3 separate regions of the Homo sapiens genome follow, and regions 1 and 3 are each linked to region 2. A link is an interaction called in ENCODE POLR2A ChIA-PET data of the cell type or tissue named here. Cell type or tissue: GM12878. All regions are shown on one strand. Each heading gives the region's core, and the rest is flanking DNA. Links, peaks and the distances in the headings are about the cores only.

Region 1 (6,108 bases), core at 235-5,234, 350 kb after region 2:
GAGACATGTGATGCTGCTATTCTGAATGTCTGTCAGGATCCTGTGCGTTCTGTTGCCTGGTTTTGCCCACGTGGTGGAAGTGACTGGCCAGTGCAGTAGCATTAAGTTGAGTGTGGTGAGGCCTGTCGTGTCCCTAGAATGGGTATTGATTACACGTTACACTGAATTCACAGTGGGAACGGCTCTACGTGGACAGTTAATGCTTAAGAAGCCAGTATTTATTTAAAGTAAGACCCTTCAATTACCTTAAGGACGTGTTTCAAAATCTGTATCGCTGGGTAGTTTCTCAGGCTATCCCAGGGTTTTTCGTGGGATGTGGTGGGATGCATCACTACGTGATGGGGCCTAGCTTCATTTTATGTATATATAATTTTTTTTTTTGAAAAATTATTTTCACTTTTATACAATGTTGTGAAGAAGGCCCAGCTTCTTGGAGCAGCCTGTTTTACCTGTGCCGTCCCCGCTAGGGCTGTGTCCCTTCAAGGCTGTATCTTAGTGATTTCTGCAGTCTGGCACCTCACACAGTGCTGGGCTGGGTTACTGGCTTTCTGTGAAATTGTGTGGACTTGAGTGTGATCTGTTATTGCCACAGAAGTGAGCCGTGAAGGCCCGAACTCCCGTTGACTCCTTTCTTAGAGGCTCTGTCTCTGCTCTCCTACCCGACATTTTTCTGCGTGAGTGTGTAGGGAGCAGAAGTGACAGGGGTTGAATCTGAAGACCTGTGGTCATTCCGAAGTTCATTCCCTGCTCCAGGCCAGGTGGAATGGGCATTTTACAACTTGGCCCTCATCTCAGAAGCGCTTTCAAAAATTCCTTTGTTTTGGCAGAGCAAAAGGAAGGTTTATTATGTAAATCTAACTGCTCTGCTGAAATTAGAAAATGATTTTAGTTCACATAGATTTGTTTAGCGTGAGGCCCTAGGCTATGGATATGGTGAAACAGCAGGTGGCCCCTACCTTTGTAGGGCTTATAGTCTAGCAGGGAAGATAGACGTGAAACAGTGAAACAGCTCAGTAAATAGTGGAAGCCGGCAGAGTTCTAGAGAGGTGCAGAAGCCTCACATAGTGCATGCAGTATGCAGGGTAGGAAAGGGTCCCCTAAGGAGAATGGGGCGAGTCTGTGATGGTTGAGATGTGGAAGGGACTTCCAGAGGACTTGCAGAGCTGGGGTGGGGTGCTCAGGGAGAGGCTGGGAGCAAGACAGGTCAGGTGGGTTCTTCTGGAGCATGGTAAGGATTTGGGGCAAGAAGTTCTATTATTATTATTATTTTGAGATGGAGTCTTGCTCTGTCGCCCAGGCTGGAGTGTGGTGGCGTGATTTTGGCTCACTGCAACTGCTGCCTCACGGGTTCAAGCGATTCTCCTGCCTCAGCCTCCCGAGTAGCTGGGACTACAGGCGCCCGCCACCACGCCTGGCTAGTTTTTGTATTTTTAGTAGAGATGAGGTTTCACCAGGCTGGTCTCGAACTCCTGACCTCATGATCCACCCACCTCAGCCTCCCATGGTGCTGGGATTACAGGCGTGAGCCACCGCGCCCGGCCTATACTACTTAATTCTTTCATTCACTCGGATAGTATTACTGAGCACGTGCTAAGTGTCAGGCATTGATTTGGTTGAGGTGCTGGAGATACAGTGGTGCACAAGGTCAACTTCTCTTTCATGCGGCTTACCTTCTAGTGGAGAGTAATAAACAAGAAAATCCATTGTCGGCCAGGCACGGCGGCTCACGCCTGTAATCCCAGCACTTTGGGAGGCTGAGGTGGACGGATCACGAGGTCAGGAGATTGAGACTATCCTGGCTAACATGGTGAAACCCCATCTCTACTAAAAATACAAAAAATTAGCCAGGCGTGGTGGCAGGCGCCTGTAGTCCCAGCTACTTGGGAGGCTGAGGCAGGAGAATGGCGTGAACCCAGGAGAATGGTGCCACTGCACTCCAGCCTGGGCGACAGAGCGAGACTCTGTCTCAAAAAACAAAAACCAAAAATAAAGAAAATCCATTGTCTACCTATATTTTATTTTTCACACCTAACTTTGGTGGTTAAACTTATTGAAGGCCATGGCAAGGACTTTACTGCATTCCTCACAACACCACCATTGAGCTCTTAATCCTCAGAATGTGCATTAATTTGGCAAAATATTTATGATGTTGCATTTTTCTCAGTTTTTCAGAGTATCTCATCTACTCAGTAAAGACATTGGTTCATTCATAAGAACGAACAAGTCCAAACATAAGTGGAAAAAATGTATGAACTGAAAAAAAAATCTATATCAGGTATATCCTCACTTAGAAATGATTGTCAGTGAAGCTGGGTGCTGTGGCTGAGGGCTGTTAATCCCAGCACTTTGGGAGGCCGAGGCAGGTGGATCACTTGAGGCCAGGAGTTCAAGACCAGCCTGGCCAACATGGTGAAACCCTGTCTCTACTAAAAATACAAATGTTAGCTGGGCATGGTGACGCACACCTGTAATCCCAGCTACTCGGGAGGCTGAGGTGGGAGAAGCTCTTGAACCCAGGAAGTAGAGGTTGCAGTGAGGCGAGATTGTGCCATTGCACTCCAGCCTGGGCAACAGAGCGAGACCCCTGCCTCAAAACAAAAAAGAAAAAAAAAGAAATGATTTTCGGTGGAGTTAACTTACCTGACTTCTGGGTCAGCACCGTGCCGTAACAGGCAGAGCAGACTCTGGGCCTTGTGGTACTTGGCAGCCAGATGGATGGGGATGATAGACTCTGTCGGCTTTGGAGGGAAAACAAAACACATTACAAGTGGCCCTGTGTAGTTAAAAATACTGTTTGTGTTAGCTTGCCGTTTCAAAGGCAATACATTTATTTAGTGTCTCATTGGCTCACTCTTTTTCTGGTATGTGCATTGAAAGTTTCCTTTCTACTACCTGTTTTAAATGATCAAAATTCAGTGAATTCCATCCTATAAAATCTGTGTTTCACAGAAATGCACATTTACTGAGGCAACAGAAATAACACTCAAAAGCTTTGGAAATTTTTGAAAGTTGATTCTTCAGAAGAGCCTGTGGTGTGATATTAAGGGTACTTGCTATGAAGTCACTTATTCCTTAAATTAACCCACAGGGTGATGGACAAGTAGGTGCTGTGTCGTTGCCAAAGTCGTATTATCAGCAGTAAAACCTGAATCTTCAGGGTTTTCAAATATAACGCAGCATATGTTCTGTCTATGATTAGCAGAGCTGTTTGTGCCAGCTCTTAAAATACACACGTGTAAGTAGTGGTTTCACACCGTGGCTGCAAGATAAGACAGTAGGGTACAAGGGAGGGTGACTTCCTTTTTGAATTTAATTGTAAAAGTAATAATCATTGTATAAAAATTTAGAAAATGAAAATGTATATATTAAAAAGGGAAAAACTATTTTTTGTTTGTTTGTTTGAGATGGAGTCTTGCTCTGTCATCCAGGCTAGAGAGTGCAGTGGTACGATCTTGGCTCACTGCAACCTCTGCCTCCTGGGTTCAAGCAATTCTCCTGCCTCAGCCGTCCGAGTAGCTGAGATTACAGGCTCCTGCCACCAAGCCCGGCTAATTTTTGTATTTTTAGTAGAGACGGGGTTTTGCCCTGCTGGCCAGGCTGGTCTCGAACTCCTGACCTCAGGTGATCCACCCACCTCAGCCTTCCAAAGTGCTGGGATTACAGGCATGAGCTACTGCGTCTGGCCAAAAAAGGGAAAAACTAATTTGACCACATGGAGATCATCACTGTGGGTATGTTTGAGAGATGACATGAATGGTCTTCCAGTCACACAGGGTCTGGTGTTTTCTCATGTTGGTTTGTGTGTGACATGTGTAGGGGAGGCTTTGCAGGCTTTGGGGAGCACTGCAGTGTGTGTGGAGTGAGCTGGAGTCGTGTCTCATTCTCATAAGGGCCGTGAGCTTAGTGGGTTCACCAGCTTTAGATCATGCTTCTTTCTAAGCAGCCTGACTTTTTTCCAGAAGTGACTGAGCAGAAAAGAGGGTACCTGGGTCAGAAGTAATCTGTTGCTGGCGGAGTTGGGCAGAATGGTGATGGGCTGGTTGACAGGGTGATTTCTCAGGAGTACCTCGATCGTAGTGCAGTCTTCTCTCATGATGGCTTCATAGAGTTTCGAGTGAAGTGCTGCAGATGGGCCATCTTCCAGGGACTTGGCACTGTCAACCACCAGGTCTCTGCTTCCTTTCCTGGTTATATTCCCCATGAGAAAAACTTAAGACTTCAGGGGAAAATGTTGTTATGGAATTGGTCAGTTTCAGTCTCTTTGTGATGATTCTTTCAGTTCAGTTCTAGAACTGTTCTAGAATTTGTCGAGAATTGGATCTGTGAAGGCAATCCATCAGTTTGGAACCAAGCGTCCAGACTTTGTTCCTTGATCATAGAATGTCAAATGTCAGCAGTTTTTAGGGTTTTCTACTCTATCATAAAAACATATTCAAGCTATCATCTTACACCTTTATTTCTGATTTCTCTCCAGTTCAAGTGTAGCTGAAACAATGATCAAAGCTAAAACAGAGGAATTTATACATTAAAATACAAAGTTAAAATTATTACTTTTAAAGTAAGAAAACTTTTAACCTTAAGTTATTTTTTAGTTTTTATTATAATAGAATCTTCCCTCTCCCCATTATGGGTTCAGTTTTTCTCCGGCATAGGAATAGTTTGGGAGATGTTTTGGGTCTGTACTCTTTGCTTAAATAAAGCCATTTAGTGTGATCTATTAGTTCCCAACCCTGGCTAATACATATGAGTTATCTGGGAGCTTTTAAAAAATATCAAAGTTGGCTGGGTGCGGTCGCTCATGCCTGTAATCCCAGCACTTTGAGAGGCCAGGGCGGGCAGAACATGAGGTCAAGAGATCAAGACCATACTGGCCAACATGGTGAAACCCTGTCGCTACTAAAAATACAAAAAGTAGCTGGCTGTGGTGGCGTGCGCCTGTAGTCCCAGCTACTCAGGAGGTTGAGGCAGGAGAATTGTTTGAACCTGAGAGGTGGAGGTTACAGTGAGCCGAGATGGCACCACTGCACTCCAGCCTGGCGACACAGCAAGACTCTGTCTTAAAGAAAAAAATCAGTTTTTTCGTAGTGCGAGAAACATGCTCACCCGTCCAAACCCAAAGAGTGAACTTAGAGGCACAAAGAACAGTGAAAGTGAGACTTTTAATAGCCCTCTTGCAAGGTCACGTGTCTGGTAGGCAGGTACACCCAGGGCAGTTACAACAGGTGATTTATCTCCTAGCATGCAAGACCCTACCTCAGTTCCTCACTGGTCAAGGACTACAGGGTTACGATCTTCCCGGACGTCGCCTAAGTTGCATTATCCCCTTAGAAGGTTATACCCTGGTCCCTTTCCCGCTTAAGTTTGGATTTCCCAGTAATGAAACTTTCTTCCCTTTTATGGGCTGACTCCTCTACATCCTGTTCACTTATTGTGATCTTCCAGGTGGATGAGCCATGTGGTTTGTTACATTTGCAGGCTGGCTGCCGGTGCTTAGATTTATCATGCCTTGAAAAAGCCATTTAAAATGTTTTCTCACACATAGAAAATCACGTCTCTGGACTCGACAGGACAGTCGTTTCTTTTCTTTTCTTTTTTTTGAGACAGAGTCTCACTCTGTTTCCCAGGCTGGAGTGCAGTGATGCGATCTCGTCTCACTGCAACCTCTGCCTCCCAGGTTCAAGCAATTCTGCCTCAGCCTCCCGAGTAGCTGGGATTACAGGCATGCACCACCACACCTGGCTAATTTTTGTATTTTTAGTAGAGATGGGGTTTCACCATGTTGGCCAGCCTGGTCTTGAACTCCTGACCTCAGGCGATTTGCCCGCCTCAGCCTCCTAAAGTGCTGAGATTACAGGTGTGAGCCACCGTGCCCGGCCGAGGACAGTCATTTCTAAGAGCTTCTTGGGTAATGATGTGCAGTAAGGGTTGGGAAGCACTTGTGTACAAAGCATGCTCTACATTAATATTCTCCAAATTTAGAATAGCCTTGGGACTTTTAATAATACTGATGCTTGCGTTCACCCGCAGGAGTTCTGATGCAGCTGGCCTGGGGAATGGTTGAATGTTGAGGTTTTTTTTTTTTTGAGACAGGGTTTTGCTCTTGTTGCC
Region 2 (5,000 bases), core at 1-5,000:
TTATAAGAATATGATTATTAAACTACAGAATTCTTAAAGTGCAACCTTATATTTAAGCTTAGTGCAATCAAAAGATAAAATCGACTCCTCTTTAAGTCTTCTGATTAAAACTTTTACTTAATTTATTCAAATAGGTAAAAGAAAAAGGTTATTCCACTCCTATTAGTGTATATTCATTCCTTGTCCACGCTGCGCTTCCACAAACCAAGTCAACATCTGCACTGGGCAATGTGACAGCCTTTCCATGGCCTTTCCCTCATGAAGAATGGAAGCCGTATTTGGCCACAAGTCTTGACTGATACTGCTGGAGAATTTCTGGTAGTTACTACTTCTTTGGAATTTCTAACTTTATATAATTAACTGCTCAGTTCAACCTCTTTTCAATCATCGAGCAATGTCATCACTCTAGGAAACGAACATGAGTCGGCTGGAAGAAAGTTCATGCCATTTCTACATTGGATTTCCCCCTAGCTCATGATGCTACAATTTTTTTTAACCTATCTGTGCTTCCCCTGCCCTGTCCTGTAGAAATAACCACAATGAAAGCAAATAACTTATGTTGCTATTATGTTCTTCATTTTTCCATTAAGAGAACTTTAAGACGGAGTCTTGGCTCTGTCTTCCAGGCTGGAGCCCAATGGTGCAATCCTGGCTTACCACAACCTCTGCCTGCTGGGTTCGAACAATTCTCCTGCCTCAGCCTCCCAAGTAGCTGGGACTACACGTAAGCACCACCACATCCAGCTAATTTTTTTTTGTTGTTGTATTTTCAGTAGAGACAGGGTTTTGCCATGTTGGCCAGACTGGTCTCGAATTCCTGACCTCAGGAGATCCACCCCATCGGCCTCCCAAAGTGCTGGGGTTACAGGCGTGAGCCACCACGCCCAGCCAAGAGAACTTTTTACTTACTTTTTGAGGAGAGTAGGGTAAACTTTAGTGTTACTTCCTGAAATCTATAAACCAAAACTTAAAAGCACAATCAACAAATCTAGAAACGCTAGGAATTTCCTCACGTTAAAAAAATAAAAGATCCAAGAAGCTCAAAAAATAACAACTTTCTGCACTGCCTTCTTTTAAAGACACGTTGATCTCAGGACAGAAAAGCCAAACTCTTCCAATGACAATTACAATTGCAAACCAAAATACAGAGCATATATTGCTGTCTAAAAGTGAGTAGATCTTGGCCAGGCGCAGTGGCTCTTCCCTGTAATCCCAGCAAGAGGCCAAGGCGGGTGGATCACTTCAGGCCAGGAGTTCGAGACCAGACTGACCAACACAGCGAAACTGCATCTCTATTAAAAATACAAAAAATTAGCTGAGTGTGGTGGCAGGCGCCTGTAATCCCAGCTACTCAGGAGGCTGAGGCAGAAGTATCGCTTGAGGCCACGGGGTAGAGGTTGCAGTGAGCTGAGATCGCATCACTGCACTCCAGCCTGAGCAACAGAGCGAGACTCTCTGACTCAAAAAACAAAAAAAAGTATGTAGATCTTAAGGACAAGGCAGTAGAATTTAGTAACTGTCAAATATATATTCCTACTTATTGAATAAATTAAAGACCTCGCATGAAGGTCCTCGATTTACACTGACAAACAAGGTATGGGGATTCTGTAACGGTAGGCCTTATATATAACTGCGTTAACTATGCAGATAAAATCTGTCCAGAAAAATACACCACTAGAGTAGTGCAGTGCTAAATAAACACAAAACCCAATCTAAAATTATGATGTTCTACTACCAATATCTGACTTCACAATCAATGTAAAGAAAGCTAGCCATAAGCCAGGCACGGTGGCTCATGCCTGTAATCCTAGCACTTTAGGAGGGCAAGGTGGGCGGACTGTCTGACCTTAGGAGTTCAAGACCAGCCTGGGCAGCACAGTGAAACCCCGTCTCTACTAAAATACAAAAGAAATTAGCTGGGTGTGGTGGCACACGCCTGTAATCTCAGCTACTCAGGAGGCTGAGGCAGGAGAATTGCTTGAACCTGGGAGGCAGAGGTTGCAGTGAGCTGATTTCGTGCCACTGCACTCCAGCCTGGCGACAGAGCAAGACTCTGTTTCTACCAAAAAAAAAAAAAAAAAGCCAGCAATTATTACCACTAGAAGCTTCAAAAAATTAAGATAGTGCATAAAGTTTCTCACTTAGGCTGAAGACACTATGTACAACTGAGCTGAAGTCTGAATCCACCCTTCCAGAATCAAGGCTAACCCTGGTGTAGTTGATACAAGCCAGCTGAACACACAAGAGTTCAAAAATAAGAATTTATATGTAACTGCACACAGTCCCTATTCTTTTTCAAAATCAGGCCGGGCATGGTGGCTGACGCCTGTAATCCCATCACTTTGGGAGGCCGAGGCAGGTGGATCACCTGAGGTCAGGAGTTCCAGACCAGCCTGGCCAAGATGGTGAAACCTGTCTCAACTAAGAATACAAAAATTAGCCAGGCATGGTGGTGGGTGCCTGTAAGCCCAGCTACTCAGGAGGCTGAGGCAGGAGAATCGCCTGAACCTGGGATGCGGAGATTGCAGTGAGCAGAGATCATGCCATTGCACTCCAGCCTGGGCAACAGAGCAAGACTCCACCTCAAAAAGAGCAAAACAAAACAAAACAAAAAACAAAATCAACTCCTCTATAAATCCTCTTAAAAGGTTCCCTCTGATAACAGGAAGACATGATAAAGCAAATACAGCAAAATGAACAAGTAGAGCAAAATACTGTCATAGAATCCAGGCCATGGGTATGTGCATGTTGACTGTACAATGCTTTCCACTAGTCTGTTTGAAATTTTTCATATTAAGACATTGCAGGAAAATATTCCTACTGATCACATGCAATCCTGCCTTGGTGGCAAAGACTCTTGACAAAAACATCTCCTTTCAAGGAAGACTACAATTTTAAGAGCTACGTAGTGATGGAGATGTGAAAAAGTAGGCAGTACTAAGGTATCAGATGACTAATGCAAAAAGACAGAAAGTTATAAAGGGTGAATTTAAGGTTTCTAAAAATGGCTTCCTGATGCTCCTCCCACTTAGCCCAACTCCAAACTTTTACTGTAACTATCATTTGAAATTAAAACACACACACACACACACATTATGTATAATTTTTTTGGCTTATCAAGAAAAAAAACCACATTATGTATAAAATCATCAACAAAGATCAGAGCCATATACTACACCTACATTTGGAGGCCAGTGCAGAATTCAAATACCTTTACCACAGGTCAAAAATATGAAACCCCATGCCTTGAGAGGAAAACACACAAAACAGCTGAAAAGCTTAAACAAATTCATGGTTCACGCCACCACCGTTCAACAGAAGTAAAGAATAAATGTAAAGAATGTTCCTGTAAGGATGATGTCACGGAAGGCATTTTTCACATTCAGCTAAGAAACTCCTGGACAGTAATGTATGTCCAAGTCAGACATTGGGCTAGACAGGCCACTAGCCCAATCTGGACTCCACTTTGTATAAAGAGTGAAACAGAGAGGGCTTCAAGTCATTCGTTCCCATTCCTTTAATCAACCAACACCAAAACAACACTATTAAAATAGTTGTGGCCGGGCGCAGTGGCTCGGGCCTGTAATTCCATCACTTTGGGAGGCCAAAGCAGGAGAACTGCTTGAACCCAGGAGGCAGAGGTTGCCATGAGCCCATATCATGCCACTGCACCCCGGCCTGGGTGACAGAGCGAGACTCCATCTCAAAAAATAGTAATAAGCAATAAAAAAATAAAAAATAAAATAATAAAACTGTTGTTTAGGCCAGGGACGATGGCTCACGCCCATAATCCCAGCACTTTGGGAGGCCAAGGCGGGCAGATCGCCTAAGGTCAGGAGTTCGAAACCAACCTGGTCAACATGGTGAAACCCTGTCTCTATTAAAAATACAAAAAATTGCCAGGCGTAGTGGCTCATGCCTGTAATCCCAGTACTTTTTGAGAGGCTAAGGCAGGTGGATAACCTGAGGTCAGGCGTTTGAGACCAACCTGGCTAACAAGGAGAAACCTCGTCTCTATTAAAAATACGAAATTAGTCAGTGTGGTGGAGCGTGACTGTAATCCCACCTACTCGACAAGCTGAGGCAGGAGAATCGCTTGAACCCAGGAGGAGGAGGTTGCAGTGAGCCGAGATCGCACCACTGCACTCCAACCTTTGCAAAAAGGGCGAAAACTCCTTCTCAAAAAAAAAAAAAAAAAAAAAATTACCTCGGCATGGTAGCAGGCACGTGTAGTTCCAGCTACTTGGGAGGCTGACGCAGGAGAATCACTTGAACCCAGGAGGTGGAGGCTGCAGTGAGCCAATATAAAATAAAAACAAATAAATAATAAAAGTTGTTTATAAATACCTGAATGTAAGATGCTGTCTTTTTTTTCCTTTTTGAGACGGAGTCTCACTCTGTTACCCAGGCTGGAGTGCAGTGGCACGATATTGGCTCACTGCAACTTCCACCTCCCTTGATTCAAACAATTCCCCTGCCTCAGCCTCCCGAGTAGCTAGGATTACAGGCGCCCCCCACCATCCTTGGCTAATTTTTTTGTATTTTTAGTAGAGACAGGGTTTCACCATATTGGCCAGACTGGTCTCGAACTCCTGACTTCAGGCAATCCGCCTGCCTTGGCCTCCCAAAGTTCTGGGATTACAGGCATGAGCCATCGCGCCCGGGTGATGCTGTCTTACCTAGGAAAAGCTGAGAGAAAATCTTGGGGCAAAGGTCCACTAAGTGAAAGTTAAAAGGTGGGGCAGCAGTAAGGTGGAGGAAAAAAAAATTATAGACCCCATGCTCAGAAAGGACTATCTTAGAATAAAAGAGTATCAACCCTATGTAATATTTCTTGGCCAATCTCAATTAAATTGCTATTCAGGAAATCTAGAATTTTCTAACATGCTTTGCAAATTATTTCTGACTTTTTTTCTTTTTTTTTCAAGACAGAGCCTTGCTCTTGTCGCCCAGGCTGGAGTGCAGTGACACAATCTCAGCTCACTGCAACTTCCGCCTTC
Region 3 (6,108 bases), core at 235-5,234, 330 kb after region 2:
GAGCCGAGATAGCGCCACTGCACTCCAGCCTGGGTGAAAGAGTGAGACTGTCTCAAAAATAAATAAATAAAGCTTGTAAAAATACTGTGTTGCTGTTCTCACTTATTCATGGGAGGTAAAAATTAAAACAATTGAACTAATGGAGATAGAGTAGAATGATGGTTCCCAGAGGCTGGGAGGATAGTGGAGGATGGTTAATGGGTACAAAAATATAGTTAGAATAAATTGGATCTAGTATTTGATAGCACAGCAGAGTGACTACAGTCAACAATAATTTATTGTACATTTAAAAAATAATAAAAAAGATGGCCAGGTGCAGTGGCTCATGCCTGTAATCCCAGCACTTTGGGAGGCCAAGGTGGGTGAATCACTTGAGGTCAGGAGTTTGAGACCAGCCTGACCAACATGGTGAAATCCCATCTCTATTAAAAAAAAAATGCAAAACTACCCAGGCGTAATGGCACATGGCTGTAATCTCAGCTACTTGGGAGGCTGAGGTAGGAGAATTGCTTGAACCCGGGTGGCGGAGGTTGCAGTGAGCCGAGATCACGCCACTGCACTCCAGCCTGGGCAACAAGAGCTAAAGTCCATCTCAAAAAAAAAAAAAAAAAGAATGGGCTGGGCGCGGTGGCTCACGCCTGTAATCCCAGCACTTTGGGAGACTGAGGCAGGTGGATCATGAGGTCAAGAGATCGAGACCATCCTGGCTAACATGGTGAAACCCTGTCTCTACTAAAAATACAAAAATTAGCTGGGCATGGTGGCGGGCACCTGTAATCCCAGCTGTAATTTGGGAGGCTGAGGCTGGAAAATCATTTGAACCTGGGAGGCGGAGGTTGCAGTGAGCTGAGATCGCGCCATTGCACACCAGCCTGGCGACAGAGCAAGACTCAGTCTCAACAAAATAAAAATAACGAAAAGAATATAATTGGATTGTTTGTAACACAAAGAAGGGATAAATGCTTTAGATGATGGATACCCCATTTATCCTGATGTGATTATTACACATCACATGTCTGTATCAAAATATCTCATGTACCCCCATAAATATATACATCTACCATATACTCACAAAAATTAAAAATACAAAATAAAAATATGTTGTTTAATGCTGTGAGTCTGGAAAGCGTCTGGTATACAAAAATTGGAGTGAAATAAATATTAATGATTTCCCTACTTCAATTCAGCTTACATTTTTCTTTGAGTAATTCCTTACAAATATAACTGTGGATCCCATAATTGCATAAAATTGAATAAATGAAATATAGTTCTTTTGCATCTATACTATGATAATGCTCACAATTTTTTTTTTTCTCGAGATGGAGTCTCACTCTGTTGCCCAGGCTGGAGTGCATTGGCGCGATTTCCGCTCACTGCAATCTCCGCCCCCCGGGTTCAAGTGATTCTCCTGCCTCACCCTCCCGAGTAGCTGGGGTAGGCACGTGCCACCATGCCCGGGTAATTTTTGTATTTTTAATAGAGACGGGGTTTCACCATGTTGTTCAGGCTGGTCTCGAACTCCTGACCTGGTGATCCACCCGCCTCGGCCTTCAGTGTGCTTTGATCACTCCTGTGAGTAACCAGTGTGCTCCAGTCTGGGTGACATAGTAAGACTCTGCCTCTAGAGAAAAAAAAAAAAAAGAATAGTTCCAGCCAGAGATTCTGAGGTTCTTTTTTTTTTTTTTTTTTTTTTTACCAAAACAGTCTCAAACTTATAGATACTTTTATGTGGTCTTAAAACTGAATGCGTTTTTAGTTAAAGATACATTATCATTTTGATAAACTTGATGGGACATGAAAAATGGTACAAATATCTGTACATTGTACACCTACTGCTTCTTGAATAAAGCAAATAATACACTCTGCATTCCAAGCAGTGGCATATGTGGTGGGAGGTGGGGTGAACAGAAGGAAGTGTATTCCTTAGGTTCTGAAGCATTGGTGACTGGGAATTATTGTATTAGTCTCATCAAATAGAGAAGCAGATTAGAAAAATACAGTAATCTTGTACATGATTAAAGCAATCCTGTGAATTTTACTGATTTTAAGATAATTTTGAATTCCTTATATACAGCCTCTTTAGATGACTTTTTTTTTTTTTTTTTTTGATAAGGAGTCTTGCTCTGTCGCCCAGGCTGGAGTGCGGTAGTGCGATCTCGGCTCACTGCAACCTCCACCTTCTGGGTTCAAGCGATTCTCTTGCCTCAGCCTCCCAAGTAGCTGGGACTACAGGCACCCACCACCACGCCCGGCTGATTTTTTGTATTTTTAGTAGAGACGGAGTTTCACTGTGTTAGCCAGGATGATCTCGATCTCGTGACCTCATGATCCACTGGCCTTGGCCTCCCAAAGTGCTGGGATTACAGGTGTGAGCCACCATGCCCAGTCTAGATGACTGAAGTTTAAAACAAGGTTATTTAAATAAATGTTTTTGATGTAATCAGTGAGTTGATAATCTAAATGGAGAGTTTTCTATTTCTTTTTTCTTTTTTTTTAGCAACAAATGTGGCTTTCATAACTGTAGAGTTTTTGATGCAGAAAGAATATCCTTGGTGGGGCACGGTGGCTCACGCCTGTAATCCTAGCACTTTGGGAGGCTGAGGTGGGCGGGTCACGAGGTCAGGTGTTCGAGACCAGCCTGGCCAACATGGTGAAACCCCATCTCTACTAAAAATACAAAAATTAGCCAGGTATGTTGGCGGGTGCCTGTAATCCCAGCTACTTGGGAGGGTGAGGCATGAGAATCCCTAGAATCCAGGAGGCGGAGGTTGCAGTGATCTGAGATCGCTCCACTGCCCTCCAATTTGGGCAACAGGGTGAGACTCTGTCTCAAAAAAAAATTAGCCAGGCGTGGTGGTGTGCACCTGTAATCCCAGCTACTCAGGCGACTGAGGCAGGAAAATCGCATGAACCCTGGAGATGGAGGTTGCAGTGAGCCGAGATCGTGCCATTGCACTCCAGCCTGGGCGACAGAGTGAGAGTCTGTCTCAAAAAAAAAAAAAAAAGAAAGAAAAAAAAATGTCCTCATTGGTATCTGTATTTGTTGAATGAGTAGGAGCCAAGGCACCTTTGTGGAAACTTACTTTTTCTAAGGAGCTTGATATTTGGTTTACACACGTGTACCATGGGCTCTTTGTATGTTGGTTAAAGGTATTTCGTGACGATGAATGGTCACTTTTGTTGTAAGTTCTCATCATATGTTTGCCCTCCTGCTCTTATTCTTCTCTTACTGCCTAACAGCAAAGGGTAATGTGTGGAATGTCAGAAGAGTTTGTTTACTCTTTTTTTTGTTTGCCCTTTTTTTAGAAATGGCTTAGTACTTTACTGACTAGTCTTGGTAAACAAGTGACTGTACAGGGTAAGAGAAGTAATTATAGGCCGGGTGCAGTGGCTCATGCCTGTAATCCCAGCACTTAGGGAGGCCAAGGTGGGTGGATCACGAGGTCAGGAGATCGAGACCATCCTGGCTAACACAGTGAAACCCCTTCTCTACTAAATATACAAAAAAATTAGCTGGGCCTGGTGGCAGGCGCCTATAGTCGCAGCTACTCAGGAGGCTGAGGCAGGAGAATGGCATGAACCCGGGAGGCAGAGCTTGCAGTGAGCCGAGATCGCGCCAGTGCACTCTAGCCTGCGTGACAGAGTGAGACTCCATCTCAAAAAAAAAAAAAAAAAAGAGAAGTAATTATAGTTGTGCTTTTCATGAATGAGTGTACTAGTTGTTCCTTCTCTTTTAGAGAATCATTCCCCAAGTTTCTTCGCTTTTTAAAAAAATTTATCTAAGGGCTGGGCCTGGTGGCTCATGCCTGTAATCCTAGCACTTTGGGAGGTGGAGTTGGGCAGATCACTTGAGGCCAGGAGTTCGAGACCAGCCTGGCCAATGTGGCGAAACCCCGTCTTTACTAAAAATAGAAAAATTAGCTGGGCATGGTGGCACACGCCTGTAATCCCAGCTACTTGGGAGGTTGAGGCAGAAGAATCACTTGAACCCGGGAGGTGGAGGTTACAGTGAGCCAAGATAGTTGTCACTGCACTCTCTGTCTCAAAAAAAAATTTCTTTTACGTTATTCTAGAGAACATTCTCCAAGTTTAACGTGTTTATAAATATAGTATTTTTCCTATTGAGGTTTTTGTATATATTGCTATTATTACACGTTATTCTCTGTGTACACTTTAAAATTGCCATTTTATTAAAGATGTTTCTAATAATAGTTTTTCATATTCTTTTTATAGTACTTTGCCAGACGTTTATCAAAATGGGGCTGCTGTCTTCTTTCACTTGTAGTGACGAGTTTAGCTCATTGAGACTACATCACAACAGAGCTATTACTCACTTAATGAGGTCTGCTAAAGAGAGAGTTCGTCAGGTAAGCCCTAAAAAATATACTTTGGGTATGACAAAAATATACTTTAATTTTAAGATAATTATATTTTAAAGCACTGTGAAATTCTGATTATAAAACAAGTTTTTAAAAGTATAAACTCTAGGCCAGGCATGGTGGTGTGGCTCATGCCTTAATCCCAGCACTTTGGGAGGCTGAGATGGATCATTTGAGGCCAGGAGTTCAAGGCTGCAGTGAGCCATGGTTGTGCCACTGCACTCCAGCCTGAGCAGCAGAGTGAGAACCTGCCTGAAAAAAAAAAAAAAAAAGAGAGGAGAGGCAAAGGAGAGGCCACAGATGGACTGGGATCTTGAGACAATTTCAATTTATTTTTGTTTTGTTTTGTTTCGTTTTGAGACAGAGTCTCGCACTGTCATCTGGGCTGGAGTGCAGTGGCGCAATCTTGGCTCATTGCAACCTCTGCCTCCCAGATTCAAGGGATTCTCCTGCCTTAGCCTCCCAAGTAGCTGGGACCACAGGCACCTGCCACCACACCCAACTAATTTTTTGTATTTTCAGTAGAGACAGAGTTTCTTCATGTTGGCCAGGCTGGTCTCGAACTCCTGACCTCGTGATGTGCCTGCCTTGGCCTCCCAAGTGCTGGGATTACAGGCGTGAGCCACCGCGCCCTACCTAATTTATGGTTTTTAGTAAGATGGGAGGTGGTACAGGATTTTGATTAGAGGAGTGACACAATCTGACTTACATTTTAGTGGGGTCACACTGGCTGCTGTGTTGCGAATGGACTGAGGGGGCACGGGCAGAAGCAGGGTGCCAGGTGCCACCATACACGCGAGAGAGGTGGGCAGGCAGGAGGGGTGGGGAGCTCCTGCATGGATTTTGAAGGTGACGTCAGTCTTGTCTGCTTGCTGGTCTGTTCTCAGCTTTGAAGTATTTTCAGTTGTAAACTCTTAAGTAATACTGAAAAAGCCAGTGGTTTTTAAAATATTGTTTATGCATTTGGGGTTGTTAATGTGATATTGAATTTTGATAGGTTCTTTATTCCATGCAAGTTTTCAAAATGCTTTTTAAAAACAATTTTTTAATTGTAGGATCCTTGTGAGGATATTTCTCGTATCCAGAAAATCAGGTATGTGTGAAAAACTTTCTTGATTATGCAGACTATTGAAAAGAAATCAAAATTAAGAAAATACTGATTTGAGGTTAAAACATAATATTGTTAGTATTATTTATGAACATTAAAAACTTTGTTCTCAGCAATTAAGTACTGCTCTGAGACTTGCTTTGCTTCTTATTCCCTCCTCTTTGATCCCCTGCCTCTCGCCACTGAGTGTGGATTCCATGGTCACACTGTTAATTCAGATTCCTGATACCCAGGCTCTGTTAGGGGGACCATTGAATTCTCGCTAGTTTAAATACTAGTTTAAAATCTAACTGGTCTGACCTAAATATTCATCAGCCCATGAATAGATAAGCATGTGGTCTATCCCTGCAATAAAGTGTTATTCAGCTATTAAAAGGAATGAAGTACGGATTCATGCTACAATATGGATGAATCTTGAAAACATCCTAAGTAAAAACAGCCAGTCATAAAAGGCCACATATTGTGTGATTTCATTTCTATGAAATATCCAGAGTAGGTGAATCCATAGAGACGTAAATAGTGGTTTTCAGGGAGTGGGGTAAGGGAAGGATGGGGAGTGAAAGCTAATGGATATAGGGTTTATTTTGGGGGTGATGAAAATATTCTGAAATTAGGTAGCAG

What was found. ChIA-PET counts read pairs that join two places held together with the same protein. Peaks named below come from ENCODE experiments on the same cell type or tissue, not always from the same donor. Only the 100,000 strongest peaks of a DNase experiment are listed, where the experiment ranks them.
Region 1: POLR2A ChIA-PET joins it to region 2 with 8 read pairs; 3 of 35 experiments call an interaction of 5 or more read pairs at or near these places.
Region 3: POLR2A ChIA-PET joins it to region 2 with 8 read pairs; 6 of 35 experiments call an interaction of 5 or more read pairs at or near these places.

What each region holds. Positions count from the first base shown.
Region 1 is chr7:6,029,469-6,035,576 of GRCh38, reverse strand. All of the region lies in intron 11 of EIF2AK1 (eukaryotic translation initiation factor 2 alpha kinase 1), which reads left to right. It overlaps ANKRD61 (ankyrin repeat domain 61), which reads right to left and starts at 4,201. Exons shown (of 3, transcript NM_001271700.2): 1 at 3,986-4,201; 2 at 2,641-2,738; 3 at 1-133. The coding sequence starts at 4,201. In GM12878, for the core only: no CTCF peak of the experiment used is centred there; no DNase peak of the experiment used is centred there.
Region 2 is chr7:6,378,472-6,383,471 of GRCh38, reverse strand. The region is part of intron 1 of RAC1 (Rac family small GTPase 1); the gene reads right to left. Among named protein-coding and RNA genes, the nearest start is that of RAC1, 6.4 kb to the right of the region's middle. In GM12878, for the core only: no CTCF peak of the experiment used is centred there; no DNase peak of the experiment used is centred there; H3K4me3 peaks cover 2,034 bases; H3K27ac peaks cover 312 bases.
Region 3 is chr7:6,048,171-6,054,278 of GRCh38, reverse strand. It overlaps EIF2AK1 (eukaryotic translation initiation factor 2 alpha kinase 1), which reads left to right. Exons shown (of 15, transcript NM_014413.4): 3 at 4,234-4,367; 4 at 5,435-5,472. Among named protein-coding and RNA genes, the nearest start is that of EIF2AK1, 8.0 kb to the left of the region's middle. In GM12878, for the core only: no CTCF peak of the experiment used is centred there; no DNase peak of the experiment used is centred there.